Regions from separate parts of the Homo sapiens genome. Here all the other regions are linked to region 1. A link is a loop called in an ENCODE intact Hi-C map of the cell type or tissue named here. Cell type or tissue: endothelial cell of umbilical vein. All regions are shown on one strand. Region 1 holds the start of CORIN (corin, serine peptidase). Region 2 overlaps CNGA1 (cyclic nucleotide gated channel subunit alpha 1). Region 3 overlaps CORIN (corin, serine peptidase). Region 4 overlaps CORIN (corin, serine peptidase). Region 5 overlaps TXK (TXK tyrosine kinase). Region 6 overlaps CORIN (corin, serine peptidase). Region 7 overlaps ATP10D (ATPase phospholipid transporting 10D (putative)).

Region 1 (4,000 bases):
CTCCTTGACGCTGCCTTAGAAAAGGTAGCTGCTTTTGAATGACAGGCAGGAATTTGTTCGCCTTTTAGGTTCAGCCTGTAGGTGCCCTCTGCAGGAAATCAGGAACTAGGGTTTTGGAAGCAGTCAGGGTGGGGTTCTCCCTTGTCCCTGCAGCCTCAGCAAAGACTCAGGCAGTCTGGCAAAAGCAGTTTCTTCAGCATACCTAACAGAACGCAAGTTTCCATATGCCTGATGCAAATAATGGCCTCCAAACGTTAAACCTTTTTTGAGATAAACTTGTTCTTTAATTGCCAGCGCCTGCAGTTAATTTTGATTGGCTACACTCTGGTTAAAAGAAAATGCTTTCGATGTGATATGGCAAATTTGGAGAAAAGTAACTCTTTTGCTCCCAACCAGTCTTCCACAACTTAAACTTAATCGTCCTGTCCTTTTCTGCTGCCCTCGTGGAGTGTAAGTTTTTGAGGGAGACCAGCAGAAACTGACTTTCCATATGCCCCTGAAGAATAACTTCTTTGAATGCAAAGAGGTGGGGACACGGAGGATCTGTCATTACGGGTTATTATGGGTGGGACCCAGAGACGGGAGTGAAGGGAGGGTGTGGCCCGCGGGTGGGATCTGTAGAGCAGACAAAATATGGGGCCCCTGGCGCTTAAAGTTCAGTTTGTCTCTCTTGAGCTTGGAGAAAATCATCCGTAGTGCCTCCCCGGGGGACACGTAGAGGAGAGAAAAGCGACCAAGATAAAAGTGGACAGAAGAATAAGCGAGACTTTTTATCCATGAAACAGTCTCCTGCCCTCGCTCCGGAAGAGCGCTGCCGCAGAGCCGGGTCCCCAAAGCCGGTAAGATCGATGATTCGCTGTCCTACCGCAGCCAGGTGTGATGGCCTCTTAGTCCCGGTGAATTCAGGGTCAGCCCCTCCCGCCCCCGTCCTCTCCTCCGCCCGATGCCACCTCCTTCCCCAGCCGCCGGTGAGCTCCCGCTCTGACAGTTCCGCGCTCAGCGCCCTGCACCCAGTTCCCAGGCGCACGGCCCTGGTCCCGACCACCACCCCGGTCGCCCGGCGTCCGAGACCCTCCCAGGGTCATGGGCAGGGTTTCCTTCAGTGTTCGAGTCGGCTCGATCCGGAGACCCCGGTCTCCATGCCGGGGGTGATGCCACCTTTCCTGCAGAGTCCCTCCTCCGCACGGTGCCCTCCAAGCATCTAGTGGACTTGGCTGCACACTGGCGGCAGGGGAGGCTGCAGGTGGAGCTGTCGGAGCCAGCCCCTCGGGGATCTACAGCTTCCTGTCTGCGCCGGCGTCTCGGGCGCCGGGTGGCTGGAGGGACTGTGCAGCAGTCTTGCCTGCCCCAGACGTAAGCCCCCTTCCCCAGCTGCGAGCGCCTGGGTGTCGGTCCCTCCACAGCCCGGGCTCGCGCTTGGTTCCCCGGCCCCCAGTTGGTGCCTGGGGATCACTCGCCCGTCCTAAGTGCTGGCATCCCAGAACTGGCCCTCTTGCAGAGTGCTGGGAACTTGTAGGTCCCTGCGTGCAAACTTTCTCCGGCGTGAACCTGCCTAGGCACAGGAGGGCTGGCCGCCGGGGGCGCAGGCTCTGCGCTGTAGGATTTGGTTGGCTCAGATCCAGTCCTGGGAAGGGGCAGCGTTGGCTCTCGTTCAGGAGGAGAAAGAAAGGGAAGGGCACCACGGACAGTCCCTACTGGCCTGAGCCCCCAGGAAGAAGGTCTAATTTGCGGCTGCCCCTCTCCTTCGGTGTCATTAGGGCCCCGGAATCCGCTTGCTACCGCGAGGGTCCCAGCTGCTCCGAATCGGGGACCGACCGGTGACGCTAGCTGCAGGCAGAGAGGGCAGGCTGTGCGGGCGGAAGGGAGGTGGTGTCTTGTCGGATCTTACTGGGACCCAGTTCCTGAGCTCCCGTGGCAGGCGCCTCACTCCTGCTACTACCTGCTCGGGGCCAGTGGATGGCAGTGTACGCGCTTTTTGCACGGCTCCCGGTTCCTGGGACCGAGCCCTGGGAGCTCTGACTTTGAATTCAGCAGGGAAGCTTCGGGGCTGGGCATTCCCAGGGAAGCTGTTCGAGTAATTCATAAAGTGGAGCTTTCCTCCCGCGGGAAACTTCTGAGAACGATGCGCTGCGAAGACGGACTCCTGTACAAGACTTCGATGACTGACATAGGCACAATTGTGGCTTCTAGTTTTTATTTTAACTTTTTATTTAAAGTAACTTATCGATGGAAGCGAAACTCTGCAAAGGAACGTCAGACCGCTACCAGAAAGGGGGTGAAGTCAGGACTTACTGGTGATTATTGTCCAAGGACACATTTAAGCAGATAGTTTTGAAATTAATTTTGGCATAACCCTGAGACAATGAGAAGAAACAATGCATTTATAAAAAGTTATTAAACCATTTTTTTTTGTCACAGTCAAAACATTCATTAGCTTGTTTCTATTATTAGGTGCCCAATAGGTTTGTTGTGTGAGATTGTGCTAAAAATTGGTCCTCAGATCCTGGGACTTGAGAGGTTAGAGGAGGTTCCTGGGGCTTGCGAGGTTAGAGGAGATGTCTGCATAGACTCACGTGTGGGCTTGGCTGACCAGGCAGGTTTTCCATAGAATGCTTTCCAGGACACCAAGAATTTCAATAGGATGAACTATTTTGGGGTTATTTGGGTGTGGAAACACATCAACCTCAAAACCCCAAGATTCTATAAGGCATTTTTTAAGGGGGAGGGGACTCTTTCCAGAAAGTTCCTTTCAGGGTAGGCTTACAGGACCAACGATGAAAGCCTCTGTTAACCTTCCTGTGGGTTAAAAAGACACACCAAGAATTGCTCTATTAACCTTATCAAGCACATATCCAGGTACAGAGACACTTTCTTAAAAGATGCAAAATTCATTCCATCAGAAACCTTCCTCATAATGCTGCAGAAATCACAATAGCAACAGCATAGAAGGCAGGCATCAGTGCTTCCGCATCTTGCATTCCACAACCAGCTGTGGTTTCCTTTTGGAAGGGTCACATTCTCCACCATAGCTTCATGTGGATTTCAGCAGTTGCTAGTTCTATTGACTGGCCAGCCCCTCTGTTGACCTCCCCCACTGTTGGGGGCAGACAGGAAGTTAGAGGAGAAGCTGAGTGGCCCAGGAGCTTCAGAGAGTCACTTTCAAAAGCCTGTACTTTCAAATCTCCATACTGTTAATGAGGTACTCCTTTCCTTATTTTTCCTCTTTTCCGCACTTGTAGCCTCTTTCAACACAAAGACTTGTGGTCTTAGGGTTTCTGAGTGTCCCCACTGCTGGGGTAATAAGAGCTCTCTGAGGAGCAGGAGAGCCGCAACACTGAATTGTTGCTGAGCGTATCTGAGGGGGAAAGGTTTGTTTGACCTGCTACTTCTACCTAATAAGTTATTCAACAAGTATGGATTCATGCATCCTGTTAGCCCCATCACTATTCTTGGCATTCCATTTTGCTGGACCAAATGGAAAATGAGGCTGGCTGGCTAAAGGGTACTGACCTGATACTGGCTGGCTAAACATACTAGGTTCACACTAAACACTCAAGGGATTCCAAGACTTACCTGTTCCTCAGAGTCTACACACTCACATAAAGACACACACAGACATAATACACTTGTTTGTTTTATGTCTGTTCAGAGAGGGTGGAAATGGCAGACCCCTTAAGAGTAGAAGGTGCTGTAGATGACCTGCCTTGGTGGGAAGAGTAGGAGCTTTGGTGTCAGACCTCTGACTCTGCCCCTTAAGAACCGCAAGGCTCTGGGCAAGTCAAATAATCTTGCTGGGCCTCAGTTTCCTTGGTCAGAAAATGTAGATGGTACTACTGACCACTGGTAAGGACACTGCAGACTGTGGAATACGTACTAGAAGTACTTTATGTAATAGTGGTATATTCTGGTGAAGGTTCCCTAACCTTTTTTTAAAAAACTACTTTATTGAAGTATTGGCGAGCAAAAACCTGTATATATTTAATGTAAACAATGTGATAGG
Region 2 (4,000 bases), 97 kb before region 1:
CCTCACTTTCATGCCATTTCCATTGTTGAGTGAAGCGTATTTGAAGTAACTGAGAATTACCATGTACATCATATTTGGGATAACATTTTTAAAAATTAGACTGCAATAAAGTAAAATTAATTATGCAACTGTAGTGAAAATGAGTTATTTGATAATTTAGCAGGCAGTTTAGGATCTTGCAGAACTTCAGGGTCATTTTAAGGAAAATCAATTATTTTTGTAGTCTAGGACTGAGAAAGAGTGGTTGAGAGAAACTTTTTACCAATAAAGCATGATAAATCAGACTTTATGAATATATATATATATACACACATAGATATAGAGATATATTACATTGAAAATCATAAAATGTTTTAGGAATCTTTTATATTAAATTTTAATTTTTTTCTGATTACTAAGACCTGACAGCAGTGGCTATTTTTTTACTTCTCTGCCTGGCCAGCAGTAAGAAAAAGGGATAAAGTAATAATATTTCTGGACGATTAACAAGGGAAATTGTCATAATGTTAAAAAAGGCGACTTGAAATTTCTGGAGACCAGCATGAGCATCACCTGGGAGCTTCTCAGAAATGCAGAATCCTGGGCTCTACCCCTACCTACTGCATCAGAATCTGCATCTTAGCAAGTGTTTCATATTCACGTTGAAGCTTGAGAAGCATGCATGTAGAGAACCAGGAAGGAGTTAATGAGAGGATGGTCCTAGAAAAGAAAAGGAAACTATCTGGCAAGTGTGTGGATGTGGAAAACATTGGTAATCAATCAGCCATCTTCTGCTGAACCCAGATGTGGCTCAAAAAATCTTTCTTAACACAGATCACTAGAAGATTTCTATCCCTATCTATAATGACATGATTAAAAATGGCTTCTTGTTAATTTGACATTTCAGATACTTAAACAGACCTTGCTTGGGGTATGCTGATGGCATATTTTATTCTATTGTACCAGTAGAATATCCATTGAACTATACATTATGTCTTTGAAGTCCTGTGTTTCCATTCATCTTGGCTGTTCCTTCAATATCTTCACTACAGAAATGTCTAGTCCTGGAGTGGGTGCGTTGTATATAATACCATAACGTATTTCTCTCTGACACAAGTTCTCCTTTTCCTTTCTTTTTCTTCTTGTTCTTGTTATTACTTCTTCATCTGCGTTTTGTTCTTTTTCTCTGTGCCATTTCTTGCCTGTTATAAAAACCTCTAAGACAGTGTAAAGAGGCTTACTGGCTACCCATACCAGGTAGATATGGTAAGATAGGGAGAATGAGGGTTACATACCTGGCTTAGAGCTGGCTCCCAAGAAGAAGCACCCCTAATTACAGCATCCAGGACTAGGGTGAATACTTTGACTCTCATCTGGGCTAGAGATATAGCCAAGGATTCTGATTTGGTGACCCCTGGCCCAAGCTCTATAGTCTTGCTGATGCTTACATTGGACAGGTGGCTGATTCTTGGCTCAAAGTCTTGGGGTAAGGCGAATTTAGCCAACTATTCTTTTTTTCGTGACTCCTCCATGTAGAGAGGAATCTGATGTGCTGAAATTGCACTGTGGGCTTTAGTTTACAGGCACCTGGGGTGCAATGCAGAGGTTCATAATTGGATTCCAGCTTCATCAGGGAGTTTTTTTAAAGACAGGAAACATATGGCTTTAGGGAAATTCATGATAAGAGTGTTGACTTGGGTACATGTGGATGCTAAAGCAGGAACTCATCTTTTAGCAACCCAGACACCAGCCATATTCCAAGTTGATTCTAGACGCCAATTGGTCATCCAGAACTAGCATCTTAACATATGAGGACTAGAACAGGTTTGGCATAAGGACAGGAGTGAGGGTGGGGAGGTGGGTAGGATGAAATCTGAAGATCCTTAATACCTGTGTCTGAGAGGAGCTGGGACTCAGAGATGGTAGATCAGTGAGGGAATAGAAATTCAATCTCTAGTCTTGCCAATAAGTCTGGTGCGTGTTTACCCTGTTCTTCTGCCAACTCTATTATAATATAGAGTTCTCATAGGAAGAGACTGCTTTAACATTTTGCATACATTAAAAAAAAAACCCGTTTCCAACTTAAAATATGGTGTGATTAAGCTTCCTACCATTAGGTGGCAATGTAGGTCTACAATTATAACCTTGAAAGCCCGAAGCTGTTTAGAGATTACAAGCGGTGTAATCAGTGCTCTTTGGCAATAAAGAGTAATATTTCTCTGACACAAATATTTCCAGAAGATTTTAGTATACAAACTATATACTAGTTTGAACTGAAAACATAATCAAATAAAATTTAAAATTTAAATTTAATTGATAAAGTAATAAGACACATTGAAGCATTTGAATATTTCTTAATTTCAGGAAGTTCACCAAGGGAATAATAATAATTACATTACAAAAAGCTTACTGATGTTTAAGACATGTACTAGAGATAAACAAAAGGGGACAAAATGGAGCAAACGGTGTTTATATTAAAATTAAGTTTACATTTTTATTTTTAAAAAGTCCATTGCTTTAAAAAGTCTTAAAACTACTGATTTAACAGTATTGGAAATAAACCTACTTAGGACACTGTAAATTTAGGTAATGTTCTTCCTCGTGTTAACTGAAACTGTGTTATTGGATGCCCAGGTTTATAGACTGTTCAGAATACAAAATATGAATCAACAGGTGTGTAGACTCAAAAGAAATAGTTTGATATCCCCTAAACTAGTTTATCTCTAGGTGAAGAAGAAAGAAAGTGGGGAATTCAAGGAAAGGGAAAGGAGAATGTAGAAAGGCCTCAGAGATCATCTAGTCCATCCCTACTCATTTTACAAATACAAAAATCATGGCCAGGCAATAGTAAGGTTGTTGAGAATGTAGAGTATTAGAAACTGAGTGAGAGTGGGAATCTTTTTTTTTTAAACTGAGTCTCACTGAGGGAGGCAGGAGGCAGCCACATGCCTAGGCAGATAGGGGCAGGTCCCTGGTGAAACACCACCTCCAAGCTGAAGACAGTTTAAAGCCTGAAAGCCAAGCTACAAGTTAAATTCTCAGACCAGATTGAGAACTTGTCTTTCCGTTTGGCATGCTTTCCTCTGATTGATCCCCACCCTTCACCTACTTTACATATACCTACCCTTTTCTGTTGGTTTTCTACACTGTTGTGCCCACCTTTGAGTGATGTCTTCACTTTAATCTTTTTTGCATACTCACAAACCAATCAGCATGCACTTCCTATTCTGAGCCCATAAAAGGCCCCAAGCTCAGCCATACTGGGGGACTTTTTCCCACCTTTGGGTAGGGGAACCACCCCCACTACCCCACGTCCCCGCTTTGCTGAGAGCTTTCCTTTCGCTTAATAAATTCTACTCCACTCACTCTCCAGTGTCCATGTGCCTAATTCTTCCTGGTCATGAGACAAGAACTTGGACCAACTTGGACCTACTTGGACCTACTTGGACCTACACACACGTGCCACCACACCTGGCTAATTTTTGTATTTTTAGTGGAGATGGAGTTTCACCACGTTGGCCAGGCTGGTCTCAATCGCCTGACCTCGTGGTCCGCCCACCTCATCCTCCCAATGTGCTGGGATTACAGGGGTGAGCCACTGCACCCAGATTTTTTTTTTTTTTTTAGTTAGGGTTTACTCCCCTCTCCCAGGCTGTAGTGTAGCGGCTACAATCTTGGCTCATTGCAACCTCTGCCTCCTGGGTTAAAACGATCCTCCTGCCTCAGCCTCCTGAGTAGCTGGGCCTACAGACAGGCATGTGCCACCAGGCCTAGCTACATTTTTTTTTTTTTGAGAGGGAGTCATGCTCTGTCACCCAGGCTGGAGTGCAGTGGCATGATCTCAGCTCACTGCAACCTCTGCCTCCCAGGTTCAAGCAATTCTCCTGCCTCAGCCTCCCAAGTAGCTGGGATTACAGGCATCTGCCACCACGCTGGGTTAATTTTTGTATTTTTTGTAGAGTTGGGGTTTCACCATGTTGCCCAGGCTGGTCTTACTTAACTCCTGAGCTCAAGCGATCTG
Region 3 (4,000 bases), 150 kb after region 1:
CACATAGAAACTATTAAATATGTTTTTTAAAATTTTTTTTTGAGATGGAGTCTCACTCTGTCACCCAGGCTGGAGTGCAGAGGTGTGATCTCAGCTCATTGCAGCCTCCACTACCCGAGCTCAAGCAATTCTCCAGGCTCAGCCTCCTGAGTAACTGGAACTACAGGCGTGAGCCACCACGCCAGGCCTGATTTTTGTATTTTTTGTAGAAACAAGGTTTTGCCATGTTGCCCAGGCTGGTCTCAAACTCCTGAGCTCAAAGTGATCAGCCTGCCACAGCTTCCCAAAGTGCTAGGATTACCGGCGTGAACCACTGTGCCCAGCCTAAATATGGTATTTTAAAACAGTATAACACAAGCAATATCACAAAGTCAAAAAAATTGAGGTAAACAAGCAAACAAAAAAAGGCAGCAGCAGGGAGTCCTTCTAGTAAAAAGAGTAAGATTACTAGAAGCTGGATTGCGTAGACAGCTGATGGAAAAGATGGGATTAAAGCTAGGCCTTGCACTCAGGTGATGTTTGTATACTGTGCAACATGATTTTCAATTCTCTAGGTGACATTTTGCAATGCATGGAGACTTTTTTTTATTGTCACAACTGTGAGAGTGGAGGGAGGTGCTACTGGCATCTAGTGGGTAGAGGCCAGAGATGCTGCTAAACAAACTACCCTGCACAGGGCAGCCCCCAACAACAAAGAATTACCCAGTCCAAAATGTCAAATGATACTGCCGTTGAGAAACCCTTTTCTAGAGCTGGAAGCCAATAGTAGAAAGAACTCAGAGAGTCAAGAAGCCTGGTTCTTCTCATGGTTCTGCTGTAAATGAGCTGAGCAACAGTGGACAGACCGTCTAACTCCTCTGGTCATTTCAGAATCAGAGGATTGGATGAAATAACCTCTGGTCCTTTCCATATTTAATCTTCTGTGGGTGGAAACTGAGCATCCGTACTTGCATCTTGAGTTGAGGCAACACATTCATGTTTATAGTCATAGAGACTGTACAGTTGAAAGAAGCCTTTGAGAAAAAGCCTTTCTGTGTGTTAGTTTTCTGCTCTAATTTAACAATAATTTTGAGAGACAAGAATTAATAGTGTGCGTATGAGATGCCAAACTGAAATCAATATTAACATGCAAGAATTTCAGAAGAAACATTTTGTATCAAGCTCTCCTTAAGAAAAAAAAAGGTGTGTCTAGAAAAACATCTACCTTAGGCCATGCAAAATTATGCTTGTTATTGAGCAAGAAAATCACAGCAAGCAGCTTTTTCAAATTTTGATTTGCTGGCCCCAAATTGCACTGACAACATCTCTTTCCAGGTCAAATAAACATTTATTTCAGTAAAAGGAGACACTGTGATCTTTGCCATTTGCTACTGTATTTGCATTTGCCATTTGTATTTCTGGCTTTGCAGTGCCTCTGGTTAAGGTTTTGCGTGTTTACTAATCACACAGACCTTAGGGAAGTAACAGATTGTTTTCCAAATGCAGCTCATTTTGTATCTCACTTCTAAAAATGGCTTCTAACCAAGCAAGTTATAATAGTAGAAAGTTGAATCCACACCTGGGAGAACAATGAGGATTTTTAAAAAATGCCTGAATCCTCTCCATTTATAAAGTAATTTAATAAATGAGGACATCAATTTTTAAAATATCTCCAATGCAGTGTTTTAGTATGAATTACCAGGGGTCCTAGAATGGGCCTCATAGAAGACAAATAAACTTTTGGAAATTTTTGGTGTGTTCTTAGGTTAATCAGATTCTGAAAGGGGTATTTGATTCCCTAGTAGTCCTACTGTCAAAAAAAGTGAGTGTAGTGCTTACAAAGAAATTAACTCCTAGGGTTTAAATTGTGCTGAAACACTGTCCCCCATCCTCTGGGCGAATGCATGCGTATACTTTGCACTGATCGTCAAGTTGAGAAGCCTTATTTCCCGGGCTATTGCTGATTCTAGCATGTTGACTCAAAACTTCCCACAAGAGTAATTTAGATTAAGACAAAAAAACATCAAAAAGATCTTTTAGAATTTCACAAGGTAGTGTATATATCTTGATGCACGAATTCCCCAGATCTACCCTGTGGGCAGAAGAACCAGTGTCATAACCTTTCCACTCAGCTGTCACATGTGTTGTAGCCTCATTCAGCAGTGGGGGTGCAGGGTGGGGAAATAGCGCCCTCTGCTGAGTGGGATAAAATACCGTTGTCAAGGTGATCGCTAGGACTTCTTAGTTCTTATATTTTCCCTTATGGTGGCTGTCCTTATTTGAAAATTATTCAGGCTGGGGGAAGTGAAAAATAAAAAGTACTTACAAAGTTCTGTATGCTTATAAGTATGGACTTACGTGTATATATGCGTGTGTGTGTCTGTGCACATACACACCTTCCTAATGAAGACACTGAACAGGTGATTTCTAAGGCCCATTCCATTCCTAAAATGATGTGATTCTAAAAACTTTAAGTTGTTTTTTTTTTAGAAGAGTGCTTTTTTGAAACAGTAATTTATGATTCATGTATATGTAAGTGTCATATTTTGGCAAGCCTAATGTTTTAACTGATCAATGCCAAAGGCTTTGGATAACGAATCGTCATCTAGTATGGGATGTTTACAGTAAAGTGGTGGCTGCTACTTGTATGAGATACAGGCTTCTGCTTGAGGAGAAACAATCAGCTGGAATTCAGGAGATTGAACCACTGACTGCTTGATTTCTGGCCTTCATCAGCCAAGTAGACTGATCTTCAAACGTGCCCTATTTTTTTGCCTCTTTCCTTTGTTCTTGCTATTTCATCTGCTTGAAATATGCTAAACTTTTCATTACATCCACCCTATTGAAATTCCGCCTATTTTCTGTATTCCTTCTCCAGCCTTAAGCAAACTGTTTTGCACTTAATTTACTTTAAATAAGGGAAATAAAAATATACTTAAGAAATCTAGTTTCTGTAAAATGCAGATTTCTTTACATATATTGATTTTAAACATTTTTACAGCTTTATTGAGGTATAATTTACATCCTATAAATTTCATCTATTGATTTTTAGTAAACTTATAGAGTTATGCGACTAACCGCACAATACAGTTCTAGAATGTTTGCATCTCCCCCAAAATTTATCTCCCACACATTTGTAGTCAGTCACCAATTCTAATCCCTCAGCTACTGTAACTACTTCTCAGATTTCTGTTTCTATAAATTTGTTTTTTCTGGGAATTCCATAAACGAGTCATATAATATGTAATTTTTGTATCTGATTTCTTTCACACAGCGTAACTTTTTGGGGTTCATCCATACTGTCACATATATTGGTAGTTTCATCCTTTTAATCACCGAGTAGTATTTCACTGCATGAGTATTACGTTTTGTTTGTCCATTCCAGTTAGTGAGTAGTTGGATTTTTTTCCAGTGTTTGGCTTATGAATAATGCTGCTGTGAACATCTATATATAAATCTTCATGTGGATATATGTTTAATTTATCTTGGGTAGATTCCTAAGAGTGGAATTCACAAATTAATTGTATGGTAAGGTTGCAGTTACCTTCATAAGAAACTGCCAGTTTTCCAAGGTGGCATTATTATTTTAGTCTCACCAGAGATCCATGAGATTCATTTTCTCAAAATCCTTGCCAATACTTGCTATTATCCATCTTTTCCATTGTAGCCATTTTAAGGGATGTGTAGTTATATCTTCTTGTGGTTTTAATTTGCCTTAGCTTATTTTTTTTTCTTTTGTTTTGTCCTGCCCTCTCACCTCCCGCTGCCTTTGCTTAATGACTAATAACGTTGAGCACCTTTTCATGTGTTTTTATGTCTTTCATGAAGACTTTCTATTCAAGTCTTTTGACCATTTATAATTGAATTCTTTTTCGTCTGATTATTGAATGTAAGAGTTCTATAGAGACTCTGGATATCCAAATTTCTTTATCATACATATAATTTGCAAATATTATTCTAGTATTGTCCCAATACCGTTTGTTGAAAAGAACATTCTCTTTCCATTGAATTGCCTTACACA
Region 4 (4,000 bases), 170 kb after region 1:
ACATTTCTGTGCCATGTTGGGAGGCAAAATACAGATGTGTCCTTGCCTTTGAGGGTAGGAGCAGGAATGCTATTCTCCTCATTCCGGTGTGGAGGGACTAATCCATCACTTCTCCCTTGTGGTATGCAATCCAGACAATGGGGAGAACCTGCAAAAGCGACTCCTGGGCATGTCTCTCCTGCCTCCCTGTGCCCATGCTGACCATGGCTGTGAAATCCAGGCATGGCTGTCATGTCCCAGGCCCTCTCTCAAGCCTCCCACAGTGTTCGTCAACCTTTAGTTTTACGCTTACTCGTGCATTTTCCCCTCTTATTCAACACCAAGGAAGAAATGAACAGGTTTGCTTTTTGAATAATTCCCTAAGGGTCTAGCAATTTCCTACTCTCTCTTTGCAAGCTTCAGTTGGTAGGAGTAAACGGTGTAGTCATGTGGTAGAGAAGCCAATCACTATAATGGTTACAGACTTCTGTCCTTAGGAGCAAATAGTAGAAGAGAGGAATGATGTATTTACAAAAGCATTTCCATGTGCATTTTCTAATAAGTGAAAAAAAGATTGAATACAATATTACCATTTGGTAACACGTTGAATTAATGAATGAAGACATGGAGCATCTACAGCTGCTAACATCACAAAAAGAGGGAAATCAGAATGATGTGGCTTCTGGTGAAAGAACAGCTTAGCCACTTCTAGTCTTGTGAATGGAATGAAGCCCAGCCCACTCTTGTTGATTCAGCTGCCGAGGTTCAGAAATAGAAAGAATGGGGAACGTGTTTAACTTCACCAGGAGTGTGCGATAAGCAAGATTCAAAAGCTGGTATACCCTACAAGTCAAATGTCTGGGTTCTTCTATAGTTAAATTATAAAGAAAAACAAAAGAATGGAGGAGGAACCCAAAGACTACGAGAGACTTAAAAGACAGGACAAGTTTCAAAAAATGGGCAAGCCTAAATTACAATATCCAGGGGTGGTACACACTTAGGTAATAAAATTATAAAGAAGCCGGGTGCGGTGGCTCACGCCTGTAATCCCAGCACTTTGGGAGGCCGAGGCGGGCAGATCACAAGGTCAGGAAATTGAGACCATCCTGGCTAACATGGTGAAACCCCATCTCTACTAAAAATACAAAAAAATTAGCTGGACGTGGTGGTGGGCACCTGTAGTCCCAGCTACTCGGGAAGCTGAGGCAGGAGAATGGTGCGAACCCAGGAGGCAGAGCTTGCAGTGAGCCCAGATCGTGCCACTGCACTCCAGCCTGGGTGACAGAGCGAGACTCTGTCACAAAAAAAAAAAAAAGCATATATATATATATATAGAAGAGCAAGGAAGTGAGACAGTTGAGATAAGACAAGATATATGGAAGGTTTCTGCGGTGTCTGCCTGAGTTCAGTTTCTTGACCTGGGAGGTAGTTATAAGGATGTTCACCTTAAAATAATATCAAACTATTAAAAATAATAATGTTAAAGAGGGATTTAGAGTTTGAGGCAAAGATGAATTTTTGAATATTATTATATACGCAGCTAGATGTAGAAAAGTCACATTTTTCATGTAAATGACCATCGCTTAATACATGATTTCTAGTAACTTCAGAGTATCACATCATAACGATATAACACCATTGAGTTAACGATCCCATCTTTAGGTTGAATTGAACGAATCTTGTTACAGACTTTGAAAGGTGGAATACCATTGAGATTCCATCAGGATTTTTTTCTTTGACAGATCTTTATTAAACCTCATCTGTGTTCGGGACACTGTACTGGGTACTACATCAAACTTATATCGGAAGCACAGTTCTGCAGCCCTAAAATATCCTCACGTTTGTGATGCGATCTCCCTCTAGTGGCGATTTTTAAATCAGGATCACACATGAGCCTAATGCTTAAGATAAAAAAGCTTATTGATATCATAAATCATAGAATTTGGGGTTGACAGGTATTTTGAGAGTTTATCTTGCTTAGCATTCTGTGAAGAATGCCTTTAAAGGAATAAAACTCAAGATCCAATAAACCTTACCGAATTCAATAAAGATCTACAGAATAATATATGATCATTACTTAATCCTTTCCTTTTCCTTGGCTCCTAAACACTTAAAAGTTATGTCTTAACCCAAATCAAAAGTGATACATTCTCCACATGTAAAAAAGAGAAAAATTATTCATGCGATATGTTCTGTTAATCATCTTCAGTGAAATACATCAATAAAAAGTTGAACCTTGATGGGGTGGTAGAAAGAAAGAAACGGAGGGTATGCACAAGGAAAGAAAGGACTGCATCAGAAATATCTGTAAGTGAACCAATTGTGTAAAATTTTAAGTATATTAAAGATATCAGGAAAAAAGCATAGAGTTAGAGCTGCATGTGCTGACTTGTAAGATGGTCATGACAAATAAGCAACAAAAGCAAATTGAAGGGTGATAGGAATGGTATGCTTCTGCTTTGGCAAAAGCAAACAGAAATCCCTGTCTAAGTGTGCAAAGGCATGTATGGATAAATGTGAGCGGGGAAAGGCATGGAAGCATTCAAAGCCTTCTGTTGGCTTGCAGGGAAGGTAACAGAAAGGGGAGTGGAGAGATGTTGAACTTTTTCTTTCTGCATCTTTGTAGTGTTTTTATTGTTATGAAAAACATGCATTTTTAAATCTTGTAACAAAATATTTAAATGTTACTTCTTGTCTTAGTTCAGACTGCTATAACAAATCATTATTGCTTATAAACAACATACATTTATTTCTCACAGTTCTGGAAGCTGGAAATCTGAGATGAGGTTGCCATCATGGTCAGGTTCTGGTGAGGACCCTCTCTGGGCTGCAGATGGCTGACTTTTCACTGTATTCTCACACTGTGAAAAGAGAGCGAGAGAGATCTGTGTGGTCCCTTTTATAAGGGCACTAATCCCATTCTTGGGGGCTGTACCCTTATAACTCAATCACCTCCCAAAGCCTCCACCTCCTAATACCACCACATTGGAGGTTAGGATTTCAACATATGAATTTTGGGGGAACACAAACATTTAGTCCATAATGTCCAACCCCTCCTTCACAAATCACAGGAAAGGATAAACTGAACCGACCAACCCCAAACCTCTTCCGTCTAGTCTTCTCTCCACTCTGACTCATCCTCAAGATTATGCCAGCCTTTCAGTGTTGTGTCTTCTTCAGCAAACTGAGAGTCATATTGCACTTCATGCATCATTTTTTTTTAATCAGGCCAACATCAGCCTCCTTATAAATATAATATCTGTGATATCCTCGGATTCTTTCAATTAAGAAGTAGTCCTGGAGATGTTTTAATATTTCAGCCCAGTCCTTATTGCAAATCTATTTGCATGGATACCACTTCTTAGTCAAATAATTAAATTTAATTTGAATAATCACTCTCAATAAGGCATGGAGTCTTTGGTCTGCCTGGGCGAATTTTACCAGGACACTTGCTTGCCTGCCTCTCCACACAGGGAATGTGGCATATCTACTGCAAACAGAGAGAGGGAGCTGGGAGCCTCTCTGCTGTATTCCCCCAAAGCTGCCCAAACCACATTTATCATTGGAAGGAGTGTTAGTCTGTTTTCACGCTGCTGATAAAGACATACCTGAGACTGGGCAATTTACAAAAGAAAGAGGTTTAATGGACTTACAGTTCCACATGACTGGGGAGGCCTCACAATCATGGTGGAAGGTAAAAGGCACGTCTCACATGGTGGCAGACAAGAGAAGAATGAGAGCCAAGTGAAAGGTGAAACCCCTTATAAAATCATCAGATTTTGTGAGACTTATTCACTACCATGAGAACAGTATGGGGAAAACTGCCCCATTATCAGTGATCTCCCACTGGCTCCCTCCCACAACAAGTGGGGATTATGGGAGCTACAATTCAAGATGAGATTTGGGTGGGACACAGCCAGACCATATCAGAGGGCTTCCCAGTTCACTCTTGCACTACCTTTTCCCTTTGGACTCTAGCATTTTGTTCAATATGTCTGTCTTAGTATGTTCAAGCTGCTAC
Region 5 (4,000 bases), 250 kb before region 1:
CTTGAACCCAGGAGGCAGAGGTTACAGTGAGCTGAGGTCATGCCACTGCACTCCAGCCTGGGCAGCAGAGTGAGACTCTGTCTCAAAAAAAAAGGAAAAAAAAAAAAGAATCTAGTTCCCTATTGATTCTTTGAACTCTCAGCACTTCCGAAATGTCTATCTAGAAACATTTCTTCTCAAAGTTTACATCACCCTTCTGAGATGTTTAAATATGTGCATCTCATAAGGACAATTTAAACTTTGGGGAGAAATGCTTCCGTTTGACTTCAGATTTCACTGTTACATTACCAGGAGCCTTAATCTTCACCCTTTTGATAAATTACAATTCTTTTTATTTGGATGTTTGGGTTGTTGTTCTTTGGTTTCAAGGGTGCCTGGGAAATGATTCCTCTCCAAGAGAAGCTACTAAAAAGAGCTGCTGAAAGTATCGTCTTCATCTTTTTTTTTGTTTCTAATAGAACATGCACAAAGTTCAATTTGAACCACTTTCTAGCAAATGTGGTATTTGTAAATCTGTGAGAATACGTAAGTGCCAGGGAATCCTATTTTCTAATTTGGTGACATTTTATTCCTTTAAACTTCTCTCAATAGTGGGATTCAGAATGTACTGAAAAAATTAATAACACAATATATTGGGAAAAAAGTAACTGGGACTCAGGATCTCATTAAGTTAAGTGGGATGGAAGCAAGATTTCTGGCTATTATTGGTGCCTGTATTATTCCTCTGGCCCACAGATAGTATATATAATACAAAGTTCTACCATTAACAATTTACTTAAGTTAAACATGATTCTTTTTAATTTCTTAAAAATAAACTTAAAAAATTTAAAAACAAATAGAATAGTGTACAACTCATAAGTCTATAGATTGATTTGTTTTGCCTGGTTTGATTACGTTATATAAACAGAATCGGACGCTGCAGTTTTTTGTGTCTGGCTTCCTCCTCACCTCATTACATCTGTGAGTTTCATCCATGGTCCTGGGTGGGGTTGGTTTATTTTCACTGTGGTGCAGTGCTACACTGCATGACATACCACAACTGATTTAGCCATGCTTCTTGTAGATGGCCATTCGGGTTGTTACCAATTTTTGGCTCTTACAAATAATATTGTTAAGAACATTTTTGTGTGTGTTTTGATGAAGTTAAGTGCACATTTACATTCCAGCATATGTTGGATATGTGCTTAAGTGTACACCTGCTGGGTCATAGGCTATGCATATGTTTAGATGTAGTAGATACAGTCAGTTTTCTAAAGAGCTTATACCAAATTACACTCCCATCAACAATATGTAAGTTCTAGCGGCTCCATACCTTTGCCCTTGCCAATATTTTATTCTAGGTTTTTTTTTACATGTTAGCCAATCTGGTGTGTCGTAGTATCTCATTATGGTCTAAATTTACATTTCCCTGATGACTAATTATTTTTATCAATTTGGCTTAGTGGCCATTTGGATATTCTCTTCATAAGAGAATACTCCATTCACATTTTTTACCCTTAAAAAAGTTAGGGTATATGTCTTCTCTAGTTGATTTATTTATATTCAGAATAAGAATTCTATGTTGGTTGTATATTTTAGAAATATCTTCTGTGGCTTAACTTTTTACTTTCTTAATGGGGGTATTTTTGATGAACAGAAGTTTTATGAAGTATAATTTATCAATATTTTTCTTTGTGGTTATATTCTGTTGAATAAATTTATGCCAATTCCAAGGCCATGAATATATCCTCCCATGTTACTTTTAAAACATACCTATGAGGCCGGGTGTGGTGGCTCATGCCTATAATCCCAGCACTTTGGGAGACTGAGGTGGGCAGATCGCCTGAGCTCAGGAGTTTGAGACCAGGCTAGGCAACATGGTGAAACCTTGTCTCTACTGAAAATACAAAAAATTATCAAGGCGTGATGGCGTGCCTGTAATCCCAGCTACTTGGGAGGCTGAGGCAGGAAAATCACTTGAACCTAAGAGGTGGAGCTTGTAGTCAGCTGAGATCGTGCCACTGCACTCCAGCCTGGGTGAGAGAGTGAGACCCTTCCTCCAAAAAAAAAAATAATAATAATAATAAAATAAAACATACCTTCTATAGGGAGGGGGAATACTTTGCATAGCTGGTAGAAGGGACTATCAGATTTTACAATTCTTTTAAATGCATTATTCAAAAGTTCCAGCAGATGGTGGTATTGCTGTATTAAAAGGAGACACTAAACCATTAAGTTTGGTACAGTTTTCAAGAGGGTTATTTTAAAAACAGTTTATTTTTTCCTGATTTGCTTCTATAAAATGAGAAATATACAGTAAAAATTTCACTTCAGCTATACTCTTAGATATATGTGGGTTAGATTTCTAACACTGAATTTGTTTATTAGATGATTTCATTGGACTTTTCCCTAAGAAGAAAAAGTATCAAGGGAGAAAAGCCCTTTAGGAATGGAGTGAGAAGACCAACAGGAAGAACTGAAATCACAGTTTTATTTGCCTTACAAGTTTACTCACCAGGAAAAAAAAACCAGACTGGGAACATAAATATTTTGGGTCCCAGGTCTAGTTTTGGTAGGTTTAGTTTAGAAAGGCACAGAAGTGTGTTCGCTGTTGTCTTTGGGAGCAGAGAGTGCATTTTGTTATCCTTAATTTGTTATACAAACATCACCAAATAAATAAAGTTTGTGTTTTGAAACTTGAGTCCTTGAATTACGTTTAAGCCACAGTGAGAGTATTAAAATGGCTTCATATCCTCTCCACTTTATACATTTTTTAACCTCTCTGTCAAATAATAGATACTTCCTAAACATTTTCCAGCCCTAATATTTTAACAGTCTTTCTTTCTACTTGTAACATGGATGTTTTACTTTTTCAGAAAAGTGGGAGATAGATCCATCTGAGTTGGCTTTTATAAAGGAGATTGGAAGCGGTCAGTTTGGAGTGGTCCATTTAGGTGAATGGCGGTCACATATCCAGGTAGCTATCAAGGCCATCAATGAAGGCTCCATGTCTGAAGAGGATTTCATTGAAGAGGCCAAAGTGATGATGTACGTATAAACAACACCCTGATAAATATCATACCATGCCCTGGTGTCATGGAAACAACATGAGCTTTGGAGGCAGCCACACCTGGATTTGTGTCACAACTTTGCTCAAGCTCATTGTGTAACCCAGGCACATTATTTGACCACTGTGTGACCTGGGTGAATTATTTCACCTTTCCAAGCCTCAATGTCTTCATCTATAAAATGGGATGAAAGTACCTACCTCACTGGATCAATGTGTGAATTAAATAAGAGAATTTATGTAAGTGATGAGACAGGAGAATTCCCTTGACACCTTTGCAGAATGCCTTGTGAAGAGGGTGGCTCATTTACTCAGCCGCTGTGTGCTCAAATCCCTTACGGGAGGAGGAGCATGCAGGTGAGCCAGGGTGAGTGCTTTTGGGCTCTGGCCCCACGACAGTGTCTAGAGGTGTTACAATGCTCTTTTAGCTTTTCTGTCTGCAGATGGCTAAGTGTTAACCACCTCAGTGGAAAGTCAGGGTGACAGCCTTTTGCATCCTGCCCTCTTGATACCTGGGTCCTTGTATGGCATCCAGGAAGAATCAGGTCACACGGACTTGAAGGATGGTGAATGCAGAGATTTTATTGAGTGATGGAGATGGCTCTCAGCGGGATGCATGGGGAGCTGGAAATGGGATGGAGTGGGAAGATGATCTTCCCTGGGAGTTTGACCATCCTGCAGCCGATCTCGTCTCTGACTGCCCCCAGCAGAACTCCTCTCAATGTTTAGACACTCCTCCTCTTCTCTTCTTCTCTGCTGCACTGCTCTGTCACCTGCCAATGGAGCTTGGGGTTTATATGGGCACAGTACAGGGGTGTGGCAGGCTAGAGCAGTCTTGGAAAGGGCAGCATCTGGGCACAAAAATAAAAATGCCTGTTCCCATTTAGGGCAGCAGGTTTCCAGGCTTGAAGGTGGGGATTTTGCTGGGGAACTGCCCGCTTCTACCTAGTATTT
Region 6 (4,000 bases), 130 kb after region 1:
TTGAAATGACTGTCACAAAATTTTCATAGGATAGTTGCTGAGAAAAGTTGGTAGTTTTCTTTTTTTTCTCTTCTTTTAAGAATTTATTAAGCCTATTATACCACGCAGTATGTTTTATACACTAACATACAACTCCCTAATAAGATAAAGCAAAGATAAAAAAGTTTATCTTATTAGAAACAAGATACACCACCACTTATTGTCTTCAAACATTATTGCACTTTAACTTTCTTAATTTGACAAAGCATTCAAGAAACATCTGCAGACTAGTTTTAACAGACAAATAACACCTGTAAGCAGACATGACTGTCCTAAATTGTTTATTAGGTATGAATTTTACAAACTTTACTTGTATTAGCGGTAACGGTGGAGCTGGAGAGTATTGCGCCTTCTCCAAGCTGCCCGGCGAGAACCACAAATAGTGTGGTGGAACTTATGGCCCTTTCCAAGGCCACGGCTCTTTCGGCCTGCAGATGTCAGCCCACGCATCTCCCTGTGCTTGTGGACTGGTTTGGTGATCCATGGGGTGTCAGGATTTCTTCTGATAGCTTTATGGAATGGATCAATGAGGATAACCTCAAAAAATTTGTATGTGGAATCTTCACCAACCCAGTAAGAATTCAGGACTCCCAGAGCCCCACAGTGGCGTCCAGCTCGCTCCTCCGCAACGGACTGAAGGCTTCGAGCAAAATTTTAGCTGGTTAACACCATGATGGACAGGCTTGCCGTAAGTTGCACCCTTAGGAACTGGGCGTTTTCGGCCACCACGGCTAACACAAATCCTATGTATAACGTAACCTTGCTTGGCCTTGTAGCCCAGTTGGCGCGCTTTATCAGGCCGGGTGGGGCGGGGAGCCCTGTGAAGAGCAGAGAGCTGGCGGTACTGCCAGCAGCGGACCCTCAGAAGAAAGCGCGTGACATCAGACTGCTTCTTTCTCCATAGCTCCTGGATATACTTGTATGCACCCATCTTGGCTTACCTGATGGCTGCCGCCAGACGGAAAGGCAAAAGTTGGTAGTTTTCTTGAAAGTCCATAGAGTAGAGCAGTTTAGAGCTTATGATACCAACAAATTTCGGAAGAACTTTTCTACAGCTGTGAAGAATTTCATTTCAATCTGGATACCACGGTGAGAAATTCTAACAGGGATTTGTAATGAGATTATCTTGTAATGAGATCACCTGCTGAAAAATCCATTCAGCATCCACAGAAATCACATTATGTACAAATTAGTAGTAAAAATGTATAAAAAGCCATTTGAAACAAAACTGGCTGAGTAAAAACTGAATTTCTGAAGTTATTGTTTATTATAAGAATGTAAAAAGCAAATTCTAAAATAAATGCACAAATAACATAGTTATTGGTTTATGAGGATTCATATTTTTGTGTTGGCATGTAAAATGCAAAATGATTTTTAAAAGAGCTATGATTTTGTTTTAAAATAAATACTGAAAACACATGAAATAGGATGGTTTTCAAATACTGTTACACACGGGGGGCACTTCACAAATATTTTACGGGCCGTGTGCTTGAATTTATGATGTGGTCTCCCTCTTGTGGTAGGTGTTAAGAAAGGTACTGGCTTCAAAGCAGTTAATAAATTTCTTTCCCTTTTGCTGAAATTTGAATCTGGAAAGCATTTTGAGAGGTCAGGCTACGTATTTTTCATTTTGACTATGGCTTTTGGGAAGCTTGATTATTTTAACAAAAATCAACCGATTGATCAATCTGTCTCCTCCCCCTATGGCCACGTCGAAATCAGTTTTGACTATTAGGAAATCTGACCTAGTTTCTCTATCTTGTGGCCTGTTTTTGGTGTATTGTGGCCAGAATGTATCTCTTAATTTTGGCAGTAGTATTTTCCATCTGCTTTAGAAAGGCTCTAGGTGAATGCAAAGTTTATTTAGTTCATGCTCTACACTTGTCACTCTTCTGGGTCCTTCAGCCACAGCAAGAAACCAAACAGGTAAAATTCACTGCCCTCACAGAGTTTTTGTTCTATCACAAATATAAGCATGGTTTATGAAGACGTAAACCATAAAGACTGACATGTTAGACTTCACGTTTGCAAAACTTTCATGTAGCTGAAGAAGCTATAGATTTAAAAGACAAATACAGGAAACACTGGGAGAAAATAATTGCAACACAAGGAGCTCTGATAAACCAGTCAGGGGGAAAAAAAGCAGTAGAAATGTGTGCAAACAGTAGGAGTAGGCATAAACTGTGAAGGGCTTTCACTTACCTTAAGTAATCATTGGTAGAAGTGGGATTTCATTATTTCAGATTTACTCAGTCGCAATCACAAGCCAAGTATGCCCTTCAGAAAAGATATCTCTTAGCTGAAATCCACTGGGTCGCCATGCCTCTCACCAGTTGAGGGGATCAGGCTGAATTCTTCCCTGTGTGTGCCTCACAGCGACTACGTGCTGAGTATGGCTGCCATCGTGTGATATGGCTTGGGAACTGCACGTGTCCTACCCTTTTGTCAAGTGGAAAAAAATGAACCTTCTCTCAGAAGTATCACCTGTATTCTGAGTTCAGCCCCTCCTCCCACACCCTCCACCACTGACATATCTTCATGTTATGAAACCTCTCGGGGTTAAGCATATTCAGTTGATCGATAGCGTGTTTTTAGAGGAGACTCTGTATCTGCTCAAATTGCAGCAATGAGAGTTCATAGGAATAGGAGCACAGTTTTTGACTTCCCGTTATCTGCTCAATGCGTTCCCTCTTTATGGATAAAGTAGACCATTCTCTGCTTGACTCAGGGCTAATCTTAAGGCCAGATATTTTCTGTACATTTCTTCCCCTGTAGTCTCTCCTGAAACTTCAACCTCTTTGAACCTCTTACCCCTTATTGCCCTGGCTCGTTCTGTCTCCTTGATTGGATGGCTATAGATTGTTCACAGGGGCCATCATTCCTGTTTACCAGTATAAAAGAACATGTGAGTCCTGTGAAGATTCTGGAAACATTTTAGCAGTTTTTCTCCCCTCCCTGCTGAGTGCTTGGATGTTGTGTAACCAATCCTCTAGACTTAGCAAATTGGGAGCTATGACTCTGGAATGCGAGTTAATTAAATTGTGCTTGTATTTAGTTTTACGCAAGGTTAATTTTTTTTTCCCCTGTTAGGTTTAGTCTGTGTGGCTTTGTTATATGCAATCCTGGTAACTAGGGATACTGAGAGAGATTTTATGTAGTGTGCTGTGAAAGGCATGCGGTAGTAGAAAAGCGGAGGAGCCTGGGAGAAAGAATCCAGAGACCTCTGTGTTCCACCAGCGTGTAAATCATTTAACAGGACACAAACGATTAAACAGTGAAAATCAACTTTCCTGAAGCAATTGACTTCCTTTTCTGTTTATGAGCCAAAGAGAAGTTCGTATTAAATAATTCTGTTCCTAGATGTTGTTGTATTAATGCCTGTGTGTGTTGATCACTTGAGACCACTTTCTCCTCCAGTTATCTGGGTTGTTTCAAAGAACCCAGGTGCCCCTACCTTCCAAGTCTAAGTAGATATGCTATATCCATAAGTTTGGGGGTTAGGACCTCAGCTTAACTGCAGGTTAACCCTTTAAGCAAAAGGCGTTTTTCAATAGTTTGAGATGGCCATCTTTCAGAGGTGAGTTGTACACTTCCCAGCCTTAGTAAACAGAACATACTGGGCCTTACCTGATTTGGTGCTCGGCACTTTATGTCCATTACTGATTAATATACTCAGAGACGATCCCAAAGTAGGTGGGATTCAGGTAAGGAAACTGAAGCTCAGAAAAGTTAAGTAATTCGCCAAAGCAGCGCAGATAGTGTAAGTTTAAATACCAATCTCTGCTTTTCTACAAGATTACCTTTATTTTCCTATCTCAGGTCATGATTGTGAATAGTTTCTTTTCTGGTCTGTAGATTCAGTATTAGTGTGGATATCAGGGTGTTTATGAACTCATTTCCTCACCATTAACTTTTTTCTCTTAATTATGGTAGTGTTCAGAATGGAAGTTATCTGATTATT
Region 7 (4,000 bases), 350 kb after region 1:
CCCATACCAATGATGTATATATTATTGTTTAAATAATCAGTGAAACTACTTTTCTTATATACAAGAAATAGGGCAATTATTTTCTGTTTGGGTAACTACAGAAGTTTTTAAAAAGCAAAGGAAAATAACATGCTTAAAAGAAAGATTAATGGTAAGAGATAAAAAGAATAATGAATAGGAAAGTAGAGTTATTTGTAGCTGAAATGGAAAGAATTTAGCCCCTGAAAAATTGTAAGATCAAAAGATTATATCAATAGACTACATCAAAGGTTTTCTAAAGGTCTCCCACAGATTATTAGCTCAAGCTATACAGATGAGGCAAATAAGCACATTAGAGACTAAAATTCTGAATTATATTCTGTTATTTTCTTTAAAGAATATAGCATATTACTGGATATGTGATGAAGATAGATAGGTGGTAACATTAGTTATTTTGTTTAAACTATAAAAAGGAAAATTCAGTCTGATAGATGAAAGATTTAATTAATTTCGAAAATGTATTAAAGATTTTCTTTTGGAAGCTAGTGGATGAATTAATATTAATATAATTATTACATAGAGAAGCATTATTTCACAGTGGCTAAAAATTACTTCAGCACATGACTTAACGCAATAAAAGCATGGATTACACATGTCAATTACTTAAACTGTCTCAACACATATATTTAAACTGTACCTGAGGCCTATAAGTATTACTAAGAATAGTATATAAACACAAATAAGAGGCAGATCAAAACTACAAATGGTATGAAAAACAAGTTGGTCTTCATTGGAATTATAAAATAGATTCATGATAAATACCCGATCCCAATAATTTACTCAATGGTACCTACACATCACACTACATTTAATTTGAATAAGTACTGATAATATAATTAGCTATTTTCAAAACTGCAACAAATTGCTAATAGCAATTAGCAGAATGAACACAAGTTTGACAAACAGATTCACAGTTGTCCCTTTACCACAAGCTTTTAGCCTTTCTGAGCATCAGTTTCCAAATCTGTAAAATGGAAATAATATCACCACCTCACACAATTTTGTAAAGAGATTTATTAAACAATGCACTGTGCCTAACACACTGAAGGTGCTCAGTAATTTCAATCTTTCAACTAATATTTTTGGCACTCCTACTATATGCCAGGCATTGTTATCGATACTGGAAATAAACCAGGGAACAAAACGGACAAAATTATCTGCCTTCTAGGAGTTTATTTTCTAAGGTACATTTATTTTACCTTGTCCTAGGCACGGTGCTGAGTGCTTTGGGAATGAATAAACTAGCCCCAGAACAGGTCAAGTATTTAGTTCAATAAAAAAGATAAAATTAGGATAATCATGCAGTATATGAATTTAGGGAAACCAGAAAGTCTTATGAGAAAGCATGGTACGAGGTCAGAGGATAGAAAGGAAGAAGAGGAAAGGCTTCCCAGAAAAGAAGGTATTATAAGTGAGCCTGGTTTAGAATCCTGACAGAAGAGATTTATAGATTTTAGAAAAGGCAAGGAGGCAAGGAGGGTGGAGACTGTTTATTTAAGTAACAATGAGTAGTTCAATATGGCAGCAGTTTCAAGTACAAATTAAGAAGTGATGCGAAATTAAATGAAAATCTAGGTTGGGACCAAACTGAAGCCCTGACTTGCTAAGATGAAGAATATGGGAAATTGCCAAAGATATCTGAGAAGACTGTGATATGATACAGACATTTATAAGATTTATTTGCACTTCCTTTTGGCCAGAACCACCATCTTCCAGTAATTCGCCAAAATGACAAACACAAAGGGAAAGAGGAGCGGCACCCCATACATGTTCTCTAGGCCTTTTAGAAAACATGGAGTTGTTCCTTTGGCCACATACCTGTGAATCTATAAGAGACGTGATATTGGAGATTTCAAGGGAATGGGTACTGTTCAAAAAGGAATGCCCCACCAGTGTTACCATGGCAAAACTGGAAGAGTCTACAAAGTTCCCCAGCGTGCTGTTGGCATTGTTGTAAACAAGTTAAGGGCAAGATTCTTGCCAAGAGAATTAATGTGCATATTGAGCACATTAAGCACTCTAATAGGCGAGATACCTTCCTGAAACGCATGAAGGAAAATGATCAGAAAAAGAAAAAAGCCAAAGAGAAAAGTACCTGGGTTCAACTGAAGCACCAGCCTGCTCCACCCAGAGAAGCACACTTTGTGAGAGCCAATGGGAAGGAACCTGAGCTGCTGGAACCTCTTCCCTATGAACACATGGCATCAGAGGTGTTAACAAAATAAATAAAATAAAAGACTTCTGACTGAAAAAAAAAAAGATGTATTTGCAAGAAGTGTGAACAATACATTGAAAGGGAGAAAAGGAAGGACGACTCATCTGGAAAACCTGAATAATGTGCTTCACAAGACAGTTTGCCAATTACCTAACAAGGAGTAGGATCATTAGAGACTTCCTAAGGCATCTCTGAGCACACATCTGTGACAACAGCAATCCTACTGGCTGACAAGGGCAACACAACAATCTGGCATGAGCCACACTCTCGTGTTCTTCACTTGCCCTATACCACCCGTGCTGGCTCCACTCCTGTCCTCTGCCCGTTACCAATCCTACATCCTAATACTACATATCCACATATTCCTATCATCAACCCATCCATCCTGACCATGACCCAAATCAAGCAGGCAAAGAAGATGTGACAAATTAGGCATTTGGGACCACCATACTTCTTCTCATGCACTAGCCTGATTCAAATGAAGTAAGACAATCTGGGAGCAGAAAGCCAGTCTGGGACTCAAAGTAAAAATTACCTTTCAGAGTTTCCATATCCCATTGAAAGCATTTCACTTTTTTCTTAGTCCTTGGCTTAGGGATCTTAAAAGTATAATAATGCTTCAGATTCAGGCAATTATTTTTCGACCTTGGCAAGGCAGAAATGTTGATTTCTAGCTAAAGGACATCACAGATAAATAGAATATTTGTGAAGAAAATATCTGAGGACATCTCTCTAGGAAAGAATTTAGTAAAGAAGAAGAGATGTTATAATTTAAAATGTTAACTAAAACCTTCTAACTATATTATTATAGTCTAATTAAGGGGAAATGAAAGTTTAAAAACACAGGCTAAGTAGTTATGAATCCTATAAATCAAAGAAAAAGATTTCACAACATTTTGAGACAGGTCAAAATTGATTTTCACTTTCCTTCTCATAACCAAGAAAATTATGATTTGTATTACCTAGCCTACCTAAAGAGTTAAAACCTTGTAAGTTTTACTAAGAGGAATGTAGTAGTACCCATCTTCCTCATTCAAAAAGGCCTTAAGCTGAATAAGCAGACTTTAGAAAAAGAAATTAAGGAGTATTTAATTAAAACCTATCAGCCGTAGGCCCTGGCAAATGAAATCAACAGGAAATTAAAGGGAAGTAAAGCTCAAATCTGTTCAACAATGCTTATTATTTTAGAAAATAGGTGGAGGCGAAACAGTGAATGTGAGCAGAATAGCTTTGTTTTGTGATTTCCCTTATAATCCAAATGTTCTCATCAGAGAAATAATTCAGAAATAATGATACCTAACATAAAAGTACACACAATAAGGGAGATGGGGGACTTTGTGAAAGAGGGGATATATAATATCATATATGTGCTCTTTATACTAGGACTAATTGCTTCATTAGGATAGTGACTTGTTTTCTCTGATAACTAAAATATAAGTCACTGCAGAAACTTTAGAACTATATATTAACACCATGAGAAAAATACAAATCAACTATAATCCTACCACCCAAATATAAATACTATTAATCTTTGGTTTATTCCCCACCAATAAATTGGGTTCTGTGCATAGGTTGATTTTTTTTTCAAAACTAGGATATCATTTTGTAACTTGCTTTTATCCACTTCTCATACCATAAACATTTTTCCATATCATGAATATTTTCTCATATTACTGAATAATTTTCCCAACAAAATGATACATTTTGATTTGTTGTCCACGTTTGTTAATGTGATGTGTGAAAATG

What was found. Hi-C counts contacts between places; a loop is a spot of excess contacts. Peaks named below come from ENCODE experiments on the same cell type or tissue, not always from the same donor. Only the 100,000 strongest peaks of a DNase experiment are listed, where the experiment ranks them.
Region 2: it touches region 1 in a loop (2.8-fold over the local background); 10 of 110 quality-filtered maps call a loop at or near these places.
Region 3: a loop joins it to region 1, with 11 times the contacts of the local background. A loop is called at or near these places in 60 of 110 quality-filtered maps.
Region 4: a loop joins it to region 1, with 10 times the contacts of the local background. A loop is called at or near these places in 26 of 110 quality-filtered maps.
Region 5: it touches region 1 in a loop (7-fold over the local background); 7 of 110 quality-filtered maps call a loop at or near these places.
Region 6: it touches region 1 in a loop (7-fold over the local background); 66 of 110 quality-filtered maps call a loop at or near these places.
Region 7: a loop joins it to region 1, with 2.3 times the contacts of the local background. A loop is called at or near these places in 2 of 110 quality-filtered maps.

The regions. Positions count from the first base shown.
Region 1 is chr4:47,834,726-47,838,725 of GRCh38, reverse strand. It overlaps CORIN (corin, serine peptidase), which reads left to right and starts at 659. Exons shown (of 22, transcript NM_006587.4): 1 at 659-839. The coding sequence starts at 777. All of the region lies in intron 1 of LOC101927179 (a long non-coding RNA gene), which reads right to left. In endothelial cell of umbilical vein, a CTCF peak has its summit at 1,956 (motif pointing right); a DNase peak (open chromatin) is centred at 1,985; H3K4me3 peaks cover 1,305 bases; H3K27me3 peaks cover 183 bases.
Region 2 is chr4:47,932,105-47,936,104 of GRCh38, reverse strand. It overlaps CNGA1 (cyclic nucleotide gated channel subunit alpha 1), which reads left to right. Exons shown (of 11, transcript NM_001379270.1): 11 at 1-128. The region is part of intron 1 of LOC101927157 (a long non-coding RNA gene); the gene reads right to left. Among named protein-coding and RNA genes, the nearest start is that of NFXL1, 20 kb to the right of the region's middle. In endothelial cell of umbilical vein, a CTCF peak has its summit at 2,095 (motif pointing right); a DNase peak (open chromatin) is centred at 2,094; H3K27me3 peaks cover 295 bases.
Region 3 is chr4:47,684,643-47,688,642 of GRCh38, reverse strand. All of the region lies in intron 6 of CORIN (corin, serine peptidase), which reads left to right. Among named protein-coding and RNA genes, the nearest start is that of MIR8053, 34 kb to the right of the region's middle. In endothelial cell of umbilical vein, a CTCF peak has its summit at 2,170 (motif pointing left); a DNase peak (open chromatin) is centred at 2,172.
Region 4 is chr4:47,666,867-47,670,866 of GRCh38, reverse strand. The region is part of intron 10 of CORIN (corin, serine peptidase); the gene reads left to right. Among named protein-coding and RNA genes, the nearest start is that of MIR8053, 16 kb to the right of the region's middle. In endothelial cell of umbilical vein, CTCF peaks have their summits at 1,651 and 1,851 (motif pointing left); a DNase peak (open chromatin) is centred at 1,836; H3K27me3 peaks cover 550 bases.
Region 5 is chr4:48,085,493-48,089,492 of GRCh38, reverse strand. It overlaps TXK (TXK tyrosine kinase), which reads left to right. Exons shown (of 15, transcript NM_003328.3): 10 at 2,856-3,027. Among named protein-coding and RNA genes, the nearest start is that of TXK, 47 kb to the left of the region's middle. In endothelial cell of umbilical vein, CTCF peaks have their summits at 1,950 and 2,157 (motif pointing right); a DNase peak (open chromatin) is centred at 2,192.
Region 6 is chr4:47,703,342-47,707,341 of GRCh38, reverse strand. All of the region lies in intron 5 of CORIN (corin, serine peptidase), which reads left to right. It also overlaps the pseudogene RPL15P7. Among named protein-coding and RNA genes, the nearest start is that of MIR8053, 53 kb to the right of the region's middle. In endothelial cell of umbilical vein, a CTCF peak has its summit at 2,382; no DNase peak of the experiment used is centred here.
Region 7 is chr4:47,489,229-47,493,228 of GRCh38, reverse strand. The region is part of intron 1 of ATP10D (ATPase phospholipid transporting 10D (putative)); the gene reads right to left. It also overlaps the pseudogene RPL21P52. Among named protein-coding and RNA genes, the nearest start is that of ATP10D, 6.0 kb to the right of the region's middle. In endothelial cell of umbilical vein, a CTCF peak has its summit at 2,498; a DNase peak (open chromatin) is centred at 2,378.